2 separate regions of the Homo sapiens genome follow, and region 2 is linked to region 1. Evidence: read pairs that join two places in POLR2A ChIA-PET (ENCODE). Cell type or tissue: Panc1. All regions are shown on one strand.

Region 1 (8,000 bases):
AATGAATGCAAGAATATCTGGTCAATTTATCGAAGAGTTATTTGATACACTGAACTTTTTATACTTTAAGTATAATTAATCTAGGGTCAAGCTAGTAGAAAACAACTGTGGGCACTTGTTATTTCAAAAGTTATCATGCAAAATGGCACCGGCAATCTTACTTCTTCCACTAAAGAAAATTATTTTAAGGAAGGGCTGGGCGCGGTGGCTCACGCCTGTAATCCCAGCACTTTGGGAGGCCGAGGCAGGCGGATCATGAGGTCAGGAGATCAAGACAATCCTGGCTAACACTGTGAAACCCCGCCTCTACTAAAAATACAAAAAAAAAAAAAAAAAAAATAGTCGGGCGTGGTGGCGGTGGCTGTAGTCCCTGCTACTTGGGAGGCTGAGGCAGGAGAATGGCATGAACCCGGGAGGTAGAGCTTGCAGTGAGCTGAGATCGCACCACTGCACTCCAGCCTGGGTGACAGAGCGAGGCTCTGTCAAAATAAATAAATAAGTAAAATAATAATAATAATAATTAAGTAATAAGAGCAAGGAAATATATCTAACCAAGGAAACTCTAAGCAGAGAGTACATAAATAAATATTTATTGTGAGAACCACCAAATCAAATCTATTTAAGTAAATATAAATGAGAAGGAGAAAACTAGGCTAAGGAAAAAGTTTCCCTATACACTTATTCTAAAATATAGAACATGATGTAGTATGAGTGTTGGCAAACTTTTTGGAATAAAGCCAGATTGTAAATATTTTAGACTTTGAGGGTCATGTAGTTTCTTTTGCAACTGCTCATTTCTGCTGTAGTAGGAAAGTAGCCACAGATAGTATGTAAATGAATGAATGTAAATATGCTCCAATGAAACTTTATTTACAAAAACAGATAGTAGTCCAGATTTTGCCCATACAGCAGTTTGTCAATTCCTCATTAGTACGTGCTTTATGCTAAGATATAATGGCTTGAAAACCAAAGCCTCTGTGTGTTTTTAAATTCAAACATACGGGAATTTTATATGGTGCAATCAAAAGGGAACCTGTTTCAGGAAATCTTTGTGCAATATATACAGGCAGGGCACTGACCACTGAGATAAAACCTTACTCTATTGCAATCTCATAGCATTTCATTTGGGTCACTCATAGACCATTTAATATTTTTACTATGTTTTATTACCGTACATAACACCTCTCTTCTACCAAACAGTAAACAATATTGGAAATGCAGTTTAGCAAATAGTTCAGGCATACACTTCCTTTGTAGCAGCCAATACACACCCATATTTGCTGAATGGAAAATTTATACATATAGGTATAAATTAGTCTGTTTTGAGAAAAAAGTCCATACAACTTACAAACAAGTTCATATTGAGGACAACATATCCTAATACATCCTACTTCACAAAACACTGAAAATTCTGGGTGTAATATTTAAAAAGGTAACTTTTAATGTACGTTTGAGCTGGAAAGTATGCAAATTCTCAAAGGACAAAAATGAAAGAGAAGCAGTAATTCAGAAAAGTAACATATCTCTGAAGCAGATGCCAAGAAACATGTACTGAGGTTCTGTGACCAAGAACTTCAGTTTTAACTCCTGTAGAAGTGATTGAAAATAAAATTTTAGTTAGGTATTCACCAAAAATAATTGAAATAGAGTGTATGATATCCAAACCAGTAGCGGAAAAAATACGGAATGAGAAAAAAGTCAATCTAAAAGAAGATAAGAGTTAAAATAAATAAATACATAAACATAGACAAAGCAGAACATTTAAATATTACAGTATGACATGGTAAAAAAAAATCTAACACATGAGGAATCACAAATGTTATACATTACAAGAAGTATCATCAAAAGACAAAGATCATCACATTAGATTTTAAAAATCCAGCTAAATGAAGTTTTGAAGAGATATACCCAAAATATAAAGGCACAGAATGTTTGAAATAAAAGGATAGAAAAAAGAGATCTCAGGGAATTATTAAGAAAAACAAACAGAAAAGCAAAAAAACAAAAACTGGTATAGAGCTTAAATTTAAAAGCATTACTACAGAGTGTAAACTACTAGTAAAAAGTATTCATTTTATTTTGCACATGACAATGATAAACTTAATTGCATATAACATATGTATATCTATCCAGTAGATTAAACTTACTAGTTAATCTTATTGAGTTCTCTTTGTGTGTGTATGTGTGTGTATACATATATGTATATACATATATACACACATGTTTTTATATATATATATATATACTCACATACATATGCTTAATACATATCTAAACTTTTCCCAAACTCTCTAGGACCCGAAATTCCTAAAATCGTTTTATTTCTTAAGCTAGTGGCGGAGGGGTTACATGATGTAGTTTATTTTTTCTTTACACCTTACATGTATGTTTTATAATACTGTTTTGTATGTATGAATGATTTAATATTAGAAAGAAAAAGATTCAGATTCAGTTCTGTCTCATCAAATAGCATTGAATAGCAAATCAGGGCTACATAGAATTGAAGGTCTCCTGGCTGTGACAGGTGGGCAGGCAGCAATTATTCCTTTTCTAGTTGGTCATGGCAAGTGAGTTGGTTGGATGAGACTTCTCCACTGAGGTATGACGGTGAGATCTCTAGCTTCTCACTTTCTCCATGGGGGATCTTGGAGTAGGTCCTAAGGAAGACAGCCACCAGGGCACCATGTTCTTCTCCCAGAGGGACATACCTAAGTGGCCTGGGGCAGCTTTTCACCAAGTGCTTCATCCCAAAGCTCATGAGGCCATTCACACAGCCATCACTCCAAACTCTACAGGGAATCACATCCTTCTCAATGCTGGCCCTTGGTGACCTGTACCCATCTATGCCCTCCTCTCATGTGCTTTAGAAATTCCTTTTTTGTTTCAGCAGCAGGTCTTGTTTAAACTACTGGTATAGACGTCCCAGTAGGGAGTATAATGAGAGAAGAAAGAGCTTGCTTTTTCTCAGTCTATAACTCTCTTAATCTTCAAATATTTTTTCTTTCTGGGTTTCTTCCTTTACTTACAGATAAGATTCTCTTATTCTGCTCTGGAAGAAAAAGTCCAACTCAGGTCCCTGTCAACTTCTCCAACTTATTTCCTGCAATGCTCCTTATTTTACCAGCCAATATTATGGAAGGAAGGAAGGAAGGAAGGAAGGAAGGGAGGGAGGGAGGGAGGGAGGGAAGGAAGGAGGAAAGGGAGAGAGGGCATTCCTCACTCCTACGTCCTTAAAATCTACCTATTCCATAACCTGCACTGTTCTATTAAATTGTTCTCTTAAAATACAACCTTAATGCCCTTTTCTCAATTCATATTCCCCTTACATTACTCTGATATCTCATGTTGTCAAGATGCTGTCCTCATAATAAAATGTGCCTTTGGAAGCAAGATACTGGTAGTGAAACCATAAACAGCACATTTATTTTTTGTATCTGATGTTTTAATGCTTTAAGATTTGTGACAGTGTTCTATTATGAATAATAAATGGAAATACATATTTTATTAAATGGTCTTACAGTAAATGTGGGACTGCAAATGTAAAACCTTTTTGTGAAATTTATTTGTACACTTCGATTTTAGAATTAACAATATATTCTTATTGACTAGTGAGGTTAACAAAATATATGATCACAAATCACAGATTTAAATTATCCACATGGAAAATGGAGAGTATTGTAAAATACACAATGCTATCAAAAGAAAAGCATTGATATTGAAACTTTCTCCCAGGATATGAGGTTCTGTTTTTTTTCATTGTTTCACTATATAATAATTGTTGCATTATTTTAATAATTGTACATTCAATTCAAGAAACTCTAAAATTCAATTTGTAAAAAAGTTGTTTGGGTGATTAATAGCATATATTTCAAAAGAAACAAAGATGAATGCCTAAAAAACTAAATATTATTCTATAAATGTCTGAAAATCTAAATATCATGCTATGAATGCAAAATAAATAATTTAAACAAGCAATTATTGATGACATTTGTACAAATTAATATGTATTTGTTGAACAAGTAAATCATAATAGTGGAATGTAGAGAAATCCTTCTAATTAGTGCAGAAATTCACATTTTTCTATTTGGTATTTTTTCTTCTCCCATTCCCAAAGTAATGAGAATCTAGGAGAAAATTCTACCTTTCTTCCTGGATTTCCTTTATGAAGTCTAGGCAAATAGAACTGGATTTTTCCAGAGGAGGAAAGGATGGAAGCTATTGTTTTAAAGTTTTAAAACTCCAAGTGGTAGGTTCTGAGAGCAGGTGAGGGCTTTCTCTGAGGTAAAAGCAGGGCAGAGGCCAGGATAGTTTGCATGCAGGACTTCCAACAGGAGGATTGCTTTAGGATGTGTGTACAATGGTGGAAGGGCATAGGTGCTGAAAACAATAAGCATGGCCTCTGTTTCCCTTGACGCCTTTGGCACAGAAAACAGATCAGTGCCATCACGCGTTCCCTTCGTCAACCTTAGCACATGGGCACCACCAAGTCCTTATGAAGTTAGTGGCATGGATATTAAAGCCAGGAGAGTTGTTCTGAGAACGATGGACTGATTAAGAGCCTCCAAAAAACACGGGGGTTGTCCAAGAGGGAGCCCTAATAATGACTGAAATTCAATGTTTTGCTAGTCTAGTAGGTTGGAGGCTTGTTTATACACATTTTGACATCACACTACACTGTTGAACATAAATTCACAGTTCTTGACTTCAATGAATGTATAATCAATTTAGAAAGTAAGTTATACATAAATATAAATTAGCAGTTCATGACAGCATGTACCAGTGTCAAAGAAGGACAGTAAGTCATATAGTTTTACAGTTAAAAAACTCTTTGTTGTCCCCACAACACAATTGTCCCCCTTTTAGTGAAACTGCCTTTTTGATTCCACTCTATAATAGAGGAGCTATAAAAGTTTGCAAAATTTCAAGGGTCACTATTTTTTTTTTTAATGATGTTTGTACATCGTGGCTTCTTGTGTCAGAGTTGAGTAGAAAATAACAAACAGCACAGTCTTTTAGACAAAAAGGTTAAATAATGGAGTTTTCTGCTACAAAATAGTTGGAAGAGGGATGGTTGTGGGGTCTTGGATTGATCTCTTGGAATGCCCCTCAAAACAAAATCACAAGCTAACTACTCAAAGTTCCACCATCAGGCCAGGCACAGTGGCACATGCCTGTAATTTCAGCACTTTGAGAGGCCAAGGTGGGTGAATCACTTGAGCCTAGGAATTTGAGAAATGCCTGGGCAACAAAGCTAGACCCAATCTCTATAAAAAAAATTTTTTTTTATTATACTTTAAGTTTTAGGGTACATGTGCACAATGTGCAGGTTAGTTACATATGTATACGTGTGCCATGCTGGTGCGCTGCACCCACTAACTCGTCATCTAGCATTAGGTATATCTGCCAATGCTATCCCTCCCCCCTCCCCCCACCCCACCACAGTCCCCAGAGTGTGATATTCTCCTTCCTGTGTCCATGTGATCTCATTGTTCAATTCCCACCTATGAGTGAGAATATGCGGTGTTTGGTTTTTTGTTCTTGCGATAGTTTACTGAGAATGATGATTTCCAATTTCATCCATGTCCCTACAAAAGACATGAACTCATCATTTTTTTATGGCTGCATAGTATTCCATGGTGTATATGTGCCACATTTTCTTAATCCAGTCTATCATTGTTGGACATTTGGGTTGGTTCCAAGTCTTTGCTATTGTGAATAATGCCGCAATAAACATACGTGTGCATGTGTCTTTATAGCAGCATGATTTATAGTCATTTGGGTATATACCCAGTAATGGGATGGCTGGGTCAAATGGTATTTCTAGTTCTAGATAAAAATATATTAGCCAGGCATGGTGGTGCATGTCTGTAGACCCAGCTACTCAGGAGGCTGACATGGTAGGATTGTTTAAGCCTCGGAGGTCAAGGCTACAGTGAGCCATGATCATGCCACTGCACTCCAGCCTGGTTGACAGGGTGAGACCCTGTCTAATACAAAAAACAAAACAAAACAAAAATACCAAATTCCTCAATCAGGAAGCCGCAGAAATCAGAAACCTACTGTCCAAATGGCTAGTGTTAGTGTCCTACCACCTCAGCTAAGGTATTCTGATCTAGAAGCCACCACAAGAGCCACAGCAGGAGATCCCGGGAAAATGATGCCCAGTGTGTTGTCGTGGCTCTGCATCTAAATCAGTTTCAATTCAAATCTCATGCAAGCCCATTTGACTGATGGAACCTAAATTACATCAGGAATTCTAGCTGCAGGAGAGTCTATGAAATGCAGTTTTCAGATTTCTAGCTTTTTCGTAAGACTTCCTAAAATGATTTTGAAATGTATATTGTGAGGGTCAGTCTTCCACTTCAGCTACAATCCTCTAATCTATGTCAAATTGCTTAATTCCTTCCACTGTACCAGGGGTGAACAATATCTGAGTCTAAGTCTAAGATCTCCCTTTCCCATTCATTTTCCATTTTATCTCTCTCCCCTCCCTCTCTTCCCCTCCTTTCCTTCCCCTCCTCACCTCTCCTTCCCTCTCTTCTCTTCTCTCCTCTCCCTCCCTTTCTTTTTCTTCATCATACACTAAGCATACATTACTATGGAAAGCATTTTGCCACCACCAGGAAATTTAAAAAATAGATTCAGTTCCCCAAGCAAATTACTTATATGAGGGGTCTTCAAAAAGTTCATAGAAAATTAGTATTACTAAAAAACTATGCATTTTCAAAACTTTCTTGCACCAAAATGAACTTGTAATAACTGTTATAACATGTCTGAAAAGTACCTACTAATAGTTTGAGCCACTAAGAAGGATAAAACATAAGTTTGAAAAGAGCTTCTATGAGAGCAACATGAATTCCTCTAAAACTGAAGCAAGAACAAACATGAAATTTCAAGTGACCGGGCACAGTGGCTCACGTCTGCAATCCCAGCACTTTGGGAGGCTGAGGCAGGTAGATCACCTAAGGTCAGGAGTTCGAGACCAGCCTGGAGCCGGGCCAACATGGTGAAACCCCATCTCTACTAAAAATTACAAAAAATTAGCTGGGTGTGGTGGCAGGCGCCTGTAATCCTAGCTACTCAGAAAGCTGAGGCAGGAGAATCGCTTGAACCTGGGAGGCAAAGGTTGCAGTGAGCCGAGATCAGGCCATTGCACTTCAGCCTGGGTGACAAGAGTGAGACTCGGTCTCAAAATAAATAAATAAATAAATAAATAAATAAATAAATAAATAAATAAAGTAAATAAATAAAATAAAAATTAATGCAAGTGAAGTTTGGGCAGAAGAATGGTGAAATCACTGACACTTTATGAAAAATTTATGGAACAATATTCCAAATAAATCAGCAGTTTACAAGTGGATGACTCATTTTTAGAAGGAATGAGATGATGTTGAAGATGAAGCCTGTAGTAGCAGACCACATACATCAATTTGTGAGGAAAAAAATCATTTTGTTCATATCCTAATTGAAGGGTACTGATAATTAACAGCAGAAATAGTAGCCAGCACGATAGACATCTCAATTGGTTCAGCTTACACAATTCTGACTGGAAAATTAAAGTTGACCAAAGTTTCCATTTGATGGGTGCCAAAACCATTGCACCCAGATCAGCTGCAGAGAAGAGCAGAGTTTTCAATGGAAATTTTATAGTGGGATAAATATGCTAAAGTATTTATTTGAAGATTTGTTAATAGTAGATGAAATATGGCTTTATGAGTATGATCCTGAAAACAAAGCACAATCAAAAGAATGGCCTTCAAGAGGTGGAAGTGGTCCAGTCAAAGTAAAAGCAGACCAGTCAAAAGCAAATGTCATGGCAACAGTTTCTTGGGATGCTCAAGCCATTTTGCTTGCTCACTTTCTGGGGGGCCAAGGAATGATGACATCTGCTTATTATGAGAGTGTTTTGATAAAGTTAGTCAACCTTTAGTAGAAAAAGTCCCAGGGAAATGCCATCTGAGAGTCCTTCTCCACCATGACAATGTTCTTGCTCATTCCTC
Region 2 (8,000 bases), 50 kb before region 1:
CCATGTTGACCAGGTGGACTTGATCTGTTGGCCTTGTGGACCACCTGCCTCAGCCTCCCAAAGTGCTGAGATTATAGGCGTGAGCCGACACACCTGGCCAAAAATGTCACTTTCTAATAGGCCCAGGAGCCCAAGTTATCTTGGGGACATCAAGAAGAGAGGAATTTACCCAATTCATAGGTATTTGAAGGTGCAAACCCATGGCTGGGCTTGGCTTTAAAAGGTCTTATCTGAGATTCCTTATGAAGCAGAATTCCATCAAAGCCAATTTTAAAAAGCCTATGGGAAACATAATTATTTTTGCTGCACTTTATGCAAATAATCAGGCCAAGTATAAGACTAAAGTTTATTTTACAAACAACTCAGTTCTATTATGATTTGTTTTTAACAAAAGAACTGGAGAGAGAAAAATTATGCTACTCAGGAGGCTGAGGCAGGAGAATCACTTGAACACAGGAGGCAGAGGTTGTGGTGAGCCAAGATCACGCCACTGCACTCCAGCTTGTGTGACAAGAGCGAAACTCCATCTCGAAAAAAAAAAAGAAAAAAGAAAGAAAAAAAATCCTTATCATACACTTGTCATTACATTCTAGTCTCATTAGTTGTTTTTAAGTTTTTGTCTGCATTTTAGACTAACCCTCATTCCTGTGAACCAATCAGTGATCTCCAGCTGTAGCTCAAAAGAAATAAAAGGGATGGGTAATGTAAAAAACTAGATCAATATTCTAATTCTGGGCAATTATCCTGCAAATCCTGCCAGGTGCTGGGGGTAAATGGAGTGTCTTTAACCTGAAGGCTTCTTTTTTTTTTTGGAAAAGAAGACCATGGGAGCTAACCAAAGCGAAGCCCCATGCACCCAAATCTTAGCAGGCACAACTGTAGCCACCAATTATCTGTTCATGTCAGCAGCCTTAGGACTTTTGAGCTGTCTTTATCCTCTACTTTCATTTTGATAAATGTCTACGTCTTGATACATGTCTCTTCACGGAGGACCCCAGCGGGCAAAGTGACCAAGAAAAATACTACATCACTGATATTTCATGAAGACAGGAGACACATTCTTTAGAACTTCCATCTCAAACTCCTGCTCTACTCAAGAAGTTAAGTAGATGTTACTCCTTATTTATTCTCTAACAGAGTGCATATTAGCTGCTTTTCTGAAATTCAGAACCATTGAGGCATTGGCAAGAAGTAATCTTGAGTAAAAATGAATATGGCCTTAAAGTACACTACTTTGTTAATGGCCAACTGCTTGAATAACACTTAATAGATGCATAATGAATAGTTGTCATTTTTGTTGTGACTGTATCTTAAATTGGTTAAATAATGATATGCTGCTTTAGTAATACGGGCCTGCGTTCGCTGCTATAGTGGAAGAACTGGAAGCCATGAATTTCATGCAATAATTTTATCCACCCAAAATACTGTGGTCCAGGACATGTTTACTTGCTATTATTGCCATCCTCACCTTTCTTTACTTTTCCCTGTCCTTTTACTCACCAATTCCAGGATACATATGCTATCCTTTAATTTCTAAAAACTATAGATGGCTCAGAGTTTTCATTCAAGAAATGGGGCTTTATGCAGTAATGTGTCATTTGTTGAAGTGCAATGCTTCTAGCAGAAAAGACGTAAAAATACGATAATGTAGAAACTATTAAGTATGTTTAGAAATTAATTGTATCCTCTTTGGCATTGTCTGGAGCCAACCTCTGCTCAAACTGGAGTTTGATCTTCACAGGCAGTGCTAAACATCAACTAAATACCAACACAGCGTGATAGAAGGCTGGTTCATCACCAAGGTTTCAACGTAGAACCTTCCTTTCTCTGCCTTCAGTACCATAGCCCATAATCACAGAAGCTGTGAAATACTGCACACATTTCCACATTCCATTGCTGACAGCCTCTTGACTTCATCCTGACTTCCACCAAGATCTACCTTCTGGAATTGACCATTTTTTCCCAAATACCAAGGCCATAGGTTGAGACATTGTGAACCCAGTATTTTGCTTTGGACTCTCTTTATGATGCCCAGCTCTCATTAAGTAATTTAAGCTGACTGTCTTTTCTCCAAAACCATGGCACTTAAACAATATCCTATTTTGATATGGCTCAAATTGAAATAGAAACAAGGCTAAATCCATATCCCAGTCATCTAAAATGTATTTCTTTCTATCAGAAACCACAACTACGTATATATTTAAAAAGAAATAATATATCTTTCTGCTCATAGTCTTGAGATAAATATCACATTTAAGAGAATTTTATCACTAGCCTATATGTTAGAAACAAATGGAAACAGCTTTCAATTAAAAATAAAGGAAAACAGGCACATCAACCACCATGAACACTATATTCTGGACATAATTTTATCCACTACATACCAATACATCACATCACAATTCTTTGATCACGATTACATGGTGATCAAAGAATTTGCAAAAATAGCCTGCTTAATAAAACTGTCCTATGGAGAAAGCTGTTTGCATAAATTTCTCTACTTCTAATAAATTAGTATTAGAAGAGTTTTAACCATGTACTTCATATACTAGGTTAAATTGTTATTCCCTTCCTAAGTCCATATGTATTATCGTTGGTTGCAATGTTTATTAAAAATGTCATCTATCTTCAAGTTTTTATAAAGTTTTTGTAAGTGTCCTCCTGCTGTTTATTTCACACCTGCTAGCATAATCCTTCCTTTATGGTGCTCTGTTTAGTTACCATGGAAATGATATTATAATAAAGCAGAAACAACTGTCATTGCAAGATGATTGCTGCTTAATTTTAAGCTGGCGATAACCTCATTTCTATATACATAATGGAAAATGTTATTTGACAGTGATTTCACACTGAGATCAGTCTGTGACCACTCATAAAAGAGCTATCTTTTATTGATGATCTGGGGTAGCTCTGATAGATTTTGAAAATAATATATGAATAATTGTCTCCTTTTTTCAGGAAGTAGAAAGAGGTCATATCATAGACAAGGAATTTACCATCTAACCTGTTAAAATACATAAAACGATGTTCTACTACTTTCTGTCAGAATATCACTTTAAAATAATAACAAAATACCACATATTTTGTTCCAAGGAAAAAATAATGTGTTTTCATTTAAAATGGCACTGTAGGGGGGGAATCACCATCTTTGGAGTTAGGCATACCTGCTTTGTAAATATAGCAGGTCAATTTACTTTTCTCCTATAAAGGGAGGACAATAATGGTTAACCCAATGATTTTTTTTTCTGCCAGAAGAGATAAAATATTAAATGGCTTGATATTTAGAGGGGCCAGATTAAATTAATTTCCAGTCACATACTTAGTGTACAAATTTAAAAACAGTGATCTCTTATAGGACATCATACAAAATTTAAAAGACCCACTAGCAACTAAGACAAATGCAGTATGTCACTTTTAATAGATGTTTTAAAAGCATAATATAAAATATTTTATCAAAGAACACAAAGTAAAAATATTTTTATTACAAAAATGTTAGAACTTGAAGGAAGCTAATAGGCCACCTAATTCAATACCTGTTACTTTCTAGGAAAGGAAACTACATTTAGATAACTTGTCCACAGTGATACATTTTACTAATAGCTCAGCTGAGGTGAGAACCAACCACTTTAATCCAAGTCTAGTGACTTATCATGAAATTCTGAAAAACACATTTTAAAAATATAACACCAAAGATTTTTTTCACTATGCTTAAACACTTATTTAAAACTTTAAAACTTTAGTACTTACTCTATCACGGGTTATTTAAATTGTGTGGTAAAATTTAAATAAATTTATAAAATGTCAAAATGTAAGGAAAATTAATTAGGACTCTCCTTATTTTCTTTCATTTGAAGGCAAGTTTTATTCTTCTGAGTACTAAGCATGCTGGACACCATTCAACACTATTATTCTTAGGGAAAATGTAACTTATTAATGAGAACTTTGCCTCAAATTGCAGCCTCTAATTTACCAAGTGTCACAATAATGGATTATCAGATTTACTAGTCATTTGACTTAAATACCCAAAACCTGGAAGTACATTTAAACTTTTTTTGAGGGGGAGGAGGGAATTTGGAAATTTAATAGCATTAAAAGTTCCACTAGAGTTATTTTCTAGTAACAGCATGCTGATGGCCTTCATGCTCAACTGTCTGGCACTATGTCACTGATGCTTTTATTATCCCTCCCATATATTCATAGACCATACAGTTTCTCAATGAATCTTTATCTAAACTCCACAACTGTGTTATTAGATGGCTAACTTTATAGATTTGTTTCAAATAGTTTGTTAAACTATTAGTGAAAACATCTACTCCTAGAAGATATGCAGAAATGTCTATCAAAATATTGTTGGAAATATTGGAAGTCATACCCACCTTAAAATACAGATATGTATAACCTACTACTCATCAACTGGGTAAATTACCAAGTTTTTCCTGCCATCCTGTGGAAGGATAGAGAACATCACCATCTTAAGAAATAAATTCCTCCCTCCTTGAAGACTTGTTCCCAACTTACTTTTCTCAACCCCAAACCCTTAGGAAAACTATGTACTTTTGCTAAAAAGTATCTTTACATCTATATGACAACAGGAAAACAGTTATATTTGAGTATATATCATATAAATGTTGATGTCTCTTAAGGACAGAAATACGAAATTGAACTAAAATGGTCTGTAATCCTTGATAATCTGAAGATGGGAAATGCAATCCAAATGTCTTCTTTTCTGATCTCAAAAACTCTGGGAAGTTAGAGGTCTTACAGCACTAACACACATAACAGGGCTCTGCTTTCTTGTTGGAGAAATCAAAGTGCTTTTTCTCACACACTCAGACAAAATACAAATAACTATCATAAAGGGTGGAAGGTGTTAAGTTTTAAATATAGTAATCATGCCAAGTGGAAATATTTAACCATTATCTGTCATACTGTATGACAGGGACATTTTCTCTTCCTGATGCTTTGTAAATTCTACCAGGGAAAATATTAAAGAATTTTTAAAATTCTAAATGTACTGAAATACCTTGGAATTATTTGATATCTAGATAACCTCCTTACAGACTGTAGCCTCTGTTTAACTATGTTACCAATATAATTTCTGATTTTTAATTCTGTTACTACTTGGCAGATAGGATTATACAGAAACTAAAATAATAGTGTTCCTTGCTGATAATTATACATTTAAAAGCATTAAAGTGAAGACAATATTCTTTAGAAAGGTTGGCAGTTCAAGTGATTTTTTTTAAATAAAAAAGGTCACAATAAAATAAATCAGTCTTTTATAGATTACTGATCAGAACAGTTTTCTAAACCAAGATAGCTCCACTTAGTCAGAGCTCAGACGTCCACAAGAATGAGGAACATTTTTCTTTCATAATAGTAGAAATAAGGTAAGCTGTTCCCTGTCTGGACCAATGCTACATTTATCCCACAAAGTTAAATACAAAGAAATTAACTTGCTGTTTCCTTCATACTGTTCATGTAATATCTTAAATCAATCTTCAAGCCTCTTATGTAAAATTAAGGCCTTTAATTAATTTTAAGCTAGAATTTGTTTAGGTGATTTGGAAGAATGTAACTAAAAACATGCTTCCTGAATTAATTTGGAAAGATGAGAGATTGATTTGCATTTGGTCTGTGATTTTTAAATAACTTAATAAAACAACAATGTACACATTAGGGAAATGTATTCTTTTGAAAAAAATATTAAAAATAAAGAACTATATATATTAAGAACTGAAATCTGAAACTTTCCCTTCATACCAAATCTATTATAATTTAGTCCATCCACATAACATTTAATATATATTATTTAGTGTCTATTATGTGCCAGGTACTAACCAGACCCTAGGGAAACAAGTCTCCAAGATCACAAAGCTTATAATCTAGTGGGAAGAAGCAGATACACTGACAATATATACTATGTTAGGTAGTGCTATATGAAATGTAAATTAGCACAAAGGGCCAGTGCAGAGTAGGAGCAGTGGGTGGGCAGTGCTTTTTAAGAAGTTTTTAGAAAGGGCCTCTTTGATGAGATGCCAAATGAGCAGAGGCACAAACCTTGGGCCAGACTTATAAAGGAAGTCATTCTAGGTATAGGAAACTGAAAATGTCAAGACCTTACTTGGTGTGCTCATGAACAGCAAAGTAACCAGTGTGTGAAGGGGATTATATGAGAGGATGAGATCAAGTTGGGAGAGGTGTGGTGAAGACGAGGAGCCCTACAGCTCTAATAGGACTTTTTAGGTCCTAGAAAAGGCCAGAGTCTTTTCATATGTATCCTTCCAACACTATATGCACACATACACACACACACAGACACACAGAAACAGGCATGTATCTTTATGTATACCTACGTGTGTGTATCTACATATATATACATATAAACAGTTATATGCATTTATGTTTGTGTTTATAGGAATTTTAATTTAGTTATTATAAAATATAGCACTGCTCATCTGTAATTTCCCTAGAATTTAAAAATATAAAAGTAGAATTGTTCATGGTAAACTCCTTTTAAATGTTCATGGAGGCTAACAAATTGCCCTTCACAACAAGCAGTAGTAACCTACACTTCCACCAGCAACATAAGATAGTGACCACTTCTCAAAACCCCCAACAACACTGGGTGTTATTAGTCTTCTGAATTTTTGTCAATCTGATAGTGAAAATGATTTTTCATTGTTCATTATAGTTGATTTTTTAAAATATATTTCTTCATTTTTTGTAATGTGCCTTATGCAAATTTACTTTTTATATTTTTTTGTTGAATTATTTTTTATTTAAGAGTGTCTATTTAGTTGTTTTTGTTTTGCCTCCCTTGTTCTCATCCCACTTCTCTGACTTTAACTAATGTCAACAGCCAGATGTGTATGCCTTCTCAGCTTTCTCCTGTTCATACAAACGTATACAAACATTTTTACACATATATAAAATTATTTGATTTTCATTTATTTGAAAAATCCAGAAAAAGCAGATTTATAGAGATAAAAAGTAGATTAGTTTTTGCCTGAAGCTGGGGAGAGGAATGAGGATTAATTGTAAATGGGCTTAAGGGATTTTATTGGGGAGATTAAAATGTTCTAAAACTGGTTTGTACTGATGATTGCATTACTCTGTAACGTTACCAAGAAACACTGAAAGTTACTAAGAAACATTAAATTGTACATTTGAAAATAATAAGTTTCATTTGTATATATCAATTAACTTCTTTAAAGAAAATGATGTATACACATTTCTAGCAACTTGCTTTTTTAGATAAAAATGTATCATAGATATCCCTACAAGTTAAAAGGAGGAAAGTCTACCTACCTTTTTGAACCGTCTATACACATATACATACACACACACACACACAGACTCACATACGATCTTTGCATTAAGATTGTATAGACTTTGCCGGGCGCGGTGGCTCACGCCTGTAATCTCAGCACTTGGGGAGGCCAAGGCGGGTGGATCACGAGGTCAGGAGATCGAGACCATCCTGGCTAACATGGTGAAACCCCGTCTCTACTAAAAATACAAAAAATTAGCCGGGCGTGGCGGTGGGCACCTGTAGTCCCAGTTACTCGGGAGGGTGAGGCAGGAGAATGGTGTAAACCCGGGAGGCGGAGCTTGCAGTGAGCCGAGATCGTGCCACTGCACTCCAGCCTGGGCGACAGAGCAAGACTCCATCTCAAAAAAAAAAAAAAAAAAAAGATTGTATAGACTTAATTTTTGCAGACAACTTTGCATCTTAATTTTAGGACAGAAGAACAAAACAAGAAAGCTATAAAGTAAACACACAATATCAGATTGGAATATATATATATATTTAAAACACATTTAATATATAAAATGCTAATGTACTTAATATACAAAGAATGCTTACAAATGGACAAGAAAAATACAACTCAATAGAAAAATAAGCAAAGGTTATGAGCAAATAATTCTCAGAAAAATAAAAATTAAACGTCTCAAAACACATGAAATAATGCATAAGCTTAACAAATCAAAGAAAT

What was found. ChIA-PET counts read pairs that join two places held together with the same protein. Peaks named below come from ENCODE experiments on the same cell type or tissue, not always from the same donor. Only the 100,000 strongest peaks of a DNase experiment are listed, where the experiment ranks them.
Region 2: POLR2A ChIA-PET joins it to region 1 with 13 read pairs; 3 of 35 experiments call an interaction of 5 or more read pairs at or near these places.

What each region holds. Positions count from the first base shown.
Region 1 is chr6:72,087,456-72,095,455 of GRCh38, reverse strand. The region is part of intron 2 of RIMS1 (regulating synaptic membrane exocytosis 1); the gene reads right to left. Among named protein-coding and RNA genes, the nearest start is that of RIMS1, 200 kb to the right of the region's middle. In Panc1, no CTCF peak of the experiment used is centred here; no DNase peak of the experiment used is centred here.
Region 2 is chr6:72,137,432-72,145,431 of GRCh38, reverse strand. All of the region lies in intron 4 of RIMS1 (regulating synaptic membrane exocytosis 1), which reads right to left. Among named protein-coding and RNA genes, the nearest start is that of RIMS1, 250 kb to the right of the region's middle. In Panc1, a CTCF peak has its summit at 4,460 (motif pointing left); a DNase peak (open chromatin) is centred at 4,421.